Regions from separate parts of the Homo sapiens genome. Here region 1 is linked to region 2. The links are chromatin contacts, found by Hi-C or POLR2A ChIA-PET in ENCODE. All regions are on one chromosome and are shown on one strand. Each heading gives the region's core, a stretch centred on a gene start or an enhancer-like site at or near the end of the contact. The rest is flanking DNA. Distances are from core to core; before and after follow the strand shown.

The links. A loop is a pair of places that touch in the nucleus more often than their neighbours do. ChIA-PET counts read pairs that join two places held with the same protein, here RNA polymerase II (POLR2A). Pooled maps may share reads with other maps.
Region 1: a pooled map of gastrocnemius medialis shows a loop between it and region 2 (2.1-fold over the local background). The contact joins two enhancer-like sites. A Hi-C loop is called at or near these places in 1 of 168 maps with a recorded cell type or tissue (left colon) and 5 of 50 pooled maps. POLR2A ChIA-PET finds 5 or more read pairs at or near these places in 1 of 52 experiments (H1).

The regions. Positions count from the first base shown.
Region 1 is chr6:4,401,513-4,404,212 of GRCh38, forward strand. No RefSeq gene overlaps it. Among named protein-coding and RNA genes, the nearest start is that of LINC02533, 86 kb to the right of the region's middle. RefSeq lists an enhancer at 1,109-1,982. Within about 2 kb of position 1,344, at least 12 of the 41 ENCODE cell types and tissues checked have a DNase peak (open chromatin) inside an H3K27ac peak, as active enhancers do.
Region 2 is chr6:4,646,437-4,649,148 of GRCh38, forward strand. No RefSeq gene overlaps it. Among named protein-coding and RNA genes, the nearest start is that of KU-MEL-3, 37 kb to the left of the region's middle. RefSeq lists an enhancer at 1,219-1,513 and a silencer at 1,219-1,513. Within about 2 kb of position 1,340, at least 11 of the 41 ENCODE cell types and tissues checked have a DNase peak (open chromatin) inside an H3K27ac peak, as active enhancers do.

The DNA.
Region 1 (2,700 bases), core at 94-2,593, 240 kb before region 2:
GCTCTTGCAATGACCATGTTATGAATCTTATATTAATCTTTGTTTGGTCTTATGATCTGGCACGGTGCCTTGTACGTAAGCAATTCTCAATAAATGTTTGCAGAGTGCAATGTGTCATCTCAGAGTGTTGAAGGAAAGCAAACCAGCGTCTCAAGTAATTTAGACTTTGGCATAACTTTCTGAAAGGGACACTTACCCCTTAAAAGATGAATATTAAAAGAAATAATAAATGAATCTGGAATTAGTAGAAGGCAAAGATGTTTCCTGGCACCCCTCTCTGTCTTTTTCCTGCCACCTTTAATCTACATCAGAAAAACTGGGTCCAGCTGGTCAGAAAGGAATAGTCTTCATGGCCGTCGCAGGTGACAGTGTCCCGCCCTACCTTTGCGGGAGCCCCGCCTGGGGTTATGTCTGACATGTCCTTCTTCAGGATTCTCCACTGAGTGTGTTTCAGGCTCTCATTCTGGCAGAATGTAAGACCAGGATCTCCACCCCAGATGGAGACAGGTGTCCCCCTTCCCTCTGCTACCCAAAGGAGCTGAGCTCCTTGCAATGGGAAGACTGAGTTCCTTCCCCCTGGCCTCAGCACTGGCACACACCCAGCAGCCTCTTCCCAGAGCGCATCTCCTTCTGTGGGAGCAGGATGGCTACAGAAGGTCACCGCCTATTTGTAGCTGCTCCGTTTCCAACCAGAGACGCCTGCCAGCTGCCGCCGACCACCCCGCCGACCCTGTTTCTGTATGTCATATGGTGGCTGGGAGCCACGGGCCCTCTCCAAGTCCATCCACTTAGGATTTCCTCCTCCGTCAAACTCAGAGGCTTTGCCCAACTGCATGGGTGTCACGTGGAGGGAGCAAGTGTCACCTCCAGGCTCCCCCAAGGACTCCACACGTCCTGTAAGCATCCTCCAACTAACCCATTGCAGAGAGTCCTTAACTCCAGTTACTTTCCCCAGAGCCGCTCTGCAGATGCAAAGGGCTCGTGCTTTCATTTGTTCATTCATTCATTCAGCCATTCCTGATGTTTACTCATTCACTGCCAATCCCACACGCCTCTATGCTGCTCTCTTCCACAAGCATTTGGCTCTTCATTTCAGAATTTCCGCTGAGTCATAGCTGGAGCAGGCAGTGAGGGTGTCCCTTCAGCTCTCTAAATTTACCTCCCTGAGCTTGATTTCCCATAGTGGCCAGTTGACCTTGACCAGATTGACTTCAGAGAAGCCAGCTGTAATTAAGCAGAGGCAGAAATCTCCAAGGAGGAAGGTGCCTCAGGTCGGATGCGTCCCTCCGGTCCTGTGGCCAGAGCAGTTGCCCTCAGTGTGTGTCTCCTCCCGTCCTGGCACTGCCCATGGCAGGGCTCTTAGTACATGCCTGGCCCTGCAGCCGCATGGAGGCGTGACATGTGACCATGACTTTCGGCTGGAGGTGGGGGTCATGTGCACGTGGCCTGGGGCTTAGCTCTCACCCTGCTACTCACTCAGAATTCTCCTCTGGGTTTGGAGGTCTGTGAGCAAGATGAAAAAACACAGAATTCTGTTATTCTGTTCCTCGTAGTGTAAGCATTCTTTTTCTTGGGTTCTTTTTTAGGAACAGAACAAAATTAAAAGTAAAGGGAGCCAAAAGCAGCAACACCCAGGGCTGAAGCGTAGGACTGAAGGAACACATTTAGAAACACGTGTGACCATCGCTGCCATGGCTGTGTGACTATAGGCCAGTTGTTTAACTTCTCTGGGCTTTGTGCTGCTCATGAGACCCAAGGTCGCTGTTGTAAGACATCTGTGTGCATGTGTGTGTGCGTGTGCATATCCCTTGATCGTTCTATTTTTCTATGTCTGCTTACTCTAGCAATAGAGAGAGCACCCAAAATGCTAAATAACACCAAAGGCCACAAAATGGATGGCACGGTGGCATTGCACTCGAGGAGCCCGGGTTGCTATTATTTTCTGTTTTTCCAGAATGTTAACAGGAAACACAGAGTTCTATTGTGAGGCAAACCTTCTCCTTTTCCAATGGGGCAAATGTTCCAGGCACACACCCAGCTGAACAACATCGACATTCTTGCCTTTGGTCATTGAGATGCTGGCACCTTTTGGAAAACTTGCCAGAAGTTTTTCTCTTGCTGCTCCACAGCGTAGGGGAAGAAGAGGTGGCTGGGTTTTGTTACTCAGCCATCAACAAAAATGAAGAAAATGGGGGAGTCTTCCCAAATAAATGACTCCTGCTTTCCAGGGAGACACATTATTGGAGATAAATACACTAAATTTTGCTGTTTGACTGTCTCCATCTGAATCCATGTACCAGGAATATGACAAAGTCAAGGCAGGTGTATGTAGAATAAAAAACATAAACGGGGGAAGCTGAAACGTTAGAATATGCATAGTGGATATCCTGTGTTAAGTCAAGTTTGCTTCTGAATGCCAACAAGCAGGACAACAGTATGGTAAATACAGAACTTGCCAAGAAGCACAATGTGTCCCACAGATACTATTTCATTCTTCACAGACCAGTGAGTCCTCAGCTGAGGGTGGGGACAAGGAGGGCAGCACGTGACAGTCCCTTGGAAGTTTTTCAAATCCCATACACACACTCATGCTTCTCCTTCCCACCCTTCTGTAGAGATTTCAGCATGCCGCCCCCTTTGAGAAGTGCTGTGCTTTTTAGGGACATTCTCCCAAAGATAGCCTGTGGTGCTTTCATGCTA
Region 2 (2,712 bases), core at 90-2,589:
AGTTGATTATTGTTATCATCATTACTTTTTTTTTTTTTTTTGAGACAGAGTCTCACTTTGTCACCCAGGCTGGAGTGCAGTGGCACAATCTCGGCTTACTGCAACCTCCACCTCCTGGGTTCAAGCAATTCTCTTGCCTCAGTCTCCCGAGTAGCTGGGACTACAGGCGCACACCACCACACCCAACTAATTTTTGTATCTTTAGTAGAGACGGGGTTTCACTGTGTTGGCCAGGCTGGTCTCTAACTCCTGACCTCGTGATCTGCCCACCTCAGCCTCCCAAAGTGCTGGGATTACAGGCGTCAGCCACCACGTCCGGCCAAAGCAACCTCGAATGGGGCCAGATACCCAACACATGCACGAGTTTTGCTCTGACCTTGGCCTGGAACACTTTGGAACAGCCTTTGTCTCCCACCCACATTTCTGATGACCCATCAGAAAGCTCAGCTAATTCCTCAGAATCTGTCATCAATAATCTCATAAGGTTCCCTTTCTTCGGAACATGGCCTATGACATCCTTTTTAAATGTTCTCAATTCCTGTGAAAGGCGGTTCTTGGCCCTATAATCCCAGCACATTGGGAGGCCTAGACAGGTGGATCACCTGAGGTCAGGAGTTCAAGACCAGCCTGGCCAACATGACAAAACCCCATCTCTACTAAAAATACAAAATACAAAAATTAGCTGGGCATGATGGCGGGTGCCTGTAATCCCAGATACTTGGGAGGCTGAGGTGGGAGAATCACTTGAACCCAGGAGGCAGAGGTTACAGTGAGCCGAGATCACGCCACTGCACTCCAGCCTGGGCAACAGAGTCAGAGTCCATCTCAAAGAAGAAAAACAAACAAACAACAACAACAAAATTGGGGAGGTTCTTCCCGGGAGTCATCTCTTTTCAAGTTTGTTATTCAAGAGAGTGTAAAGGTTGAGAGTTAAAACCATACAGATGTCATAAACTGCTGCCCAGACAGTAAGTGACAGTAAGCTCACACTTGCCACCAGGGCGGTAGCCAGCTTCTGATCACTCGTGAAATAAAAGCCAAAGGGCATCCCACGGGCAGGTTTCATTTGCTGAGGGTGTGAGGAATTGGCTCTATGGCTTTTATATAGACTCACAGGTACCAGTCAGTAGCAGAGGGCGCCTGTAGCCAGGACCAACACTTCAAAGTGTCCTCCTTGGTAGAGGCAGTGCCATTCTGGAGAATGAGGACATCTTTAGGACCTTAGGTGAGGTCTGAAAGCCCTGGACACTGCGGGACGCTAGGCAGCCAGGCACCCTTGGAACCGAAGCCGCCTGGGGAGGCAGGAAGCCGCAGCTCGTGCTGCTGTTGACGCCAAAGCCGCCTGTCCCCACCCCCTCTCGCTCCCGGGAGAACCGGGCAGAGGGAAAACCTGGAGAGATGGAGCTGGAGTTGAGGAAGGGAGCTTTGGCTAGACCCCGGATGGGCAGGAAGGGGAGAGAGAGAGAGACTAAAATTGAGTGCAGCATTGGTTTTAGAAATAACTTTAGGAATAACTGAAAACGCAAAGCTTGAATGTCATCTTGGGGTGTGAGATAGCAGCCACAGTCCCTTTTTAACTCTGCTTATAAATATGTTTAACTAAAATGGCTTTGACTACAGTAATGCCCACAGCCGGTCACAGGTCATAGCTGGAAAGACCAGCAGTGAAATCTCTTCTTTAAAGCCAACACATTTTCTCTGTTCCTAAAATGTTTTGCCTACCAAGCCCAGGGAGCCCCACAGAACACACCTCCTACGTGGAAACCAGATGCAAATTCTATGGTACAAGTGGTTCATCGGTACCTTTGGAAATCCTAGAACTAGAGACCTGTCAGCGGGATGTCAATCCTCAGGGAGATCTCAGAGCATTTCACTAGAAGCCGGTGTGGGGCAAGTCATGTCAAACATTTCTGATAAGGCTGTGATTTCTGTAAGGCTTGTTTTTTACATAAACATTTTTAAATCATATTTTTTCAGATAATAAAAGCAGTATATGCTTTCTATTTTTTAAAAAAGCACTAAAAACAATAAATAAATTAGATCAATGCACCCCTACCATGATCCCAATCCTTAGAGATAACCACTGTCAACTGTTTGATATGTACTTATCCACATTTTTCTCTGCATATATGCTATCTTACAAAAGCAGGATTTATATCTATGTACTCAGATTCTTAGTGACTCACATTACTAGGAAGGTGATCTTCAAAAGTAAATTAATTTTTAAAGTAATTTCAGTTTAACTTTGATGTTCACATATGAACGTGTCACTTTTTTAACTGAGCATTTCACTAGGAGAACTCAATATCATCATTTGATAGTGAGGCAGTATTGCGGTTCTCATACAAAAGATAGCAGGCAGTAATTATCAAATAATCTTAGTTATTTGTATAGTTAACAAAAATGATCTAATATTAAGCAATTATTGAGTCCATACTAACTTCTAGGTACTGTCATAAGCATTTTACTTACGTTAACTCTGAAGAACAACCTTATGAGAAAGGTAGTAATATCCTTTTTCAGGTGGAGAAAAAGAGGCTCAGATAAATTAAATAATGTTCCCAAGGTCACACAGCAAGTAATTGCTGCACAGATATTGAAATGTATTCAAAGCAACATCAATATATGTTCTATCCTGCTACCAACTGTTCAAGTCATCAGGTTATAGTTATGAAAACAAGCAGATAAATAAATCAACATGTTTAAAATTGT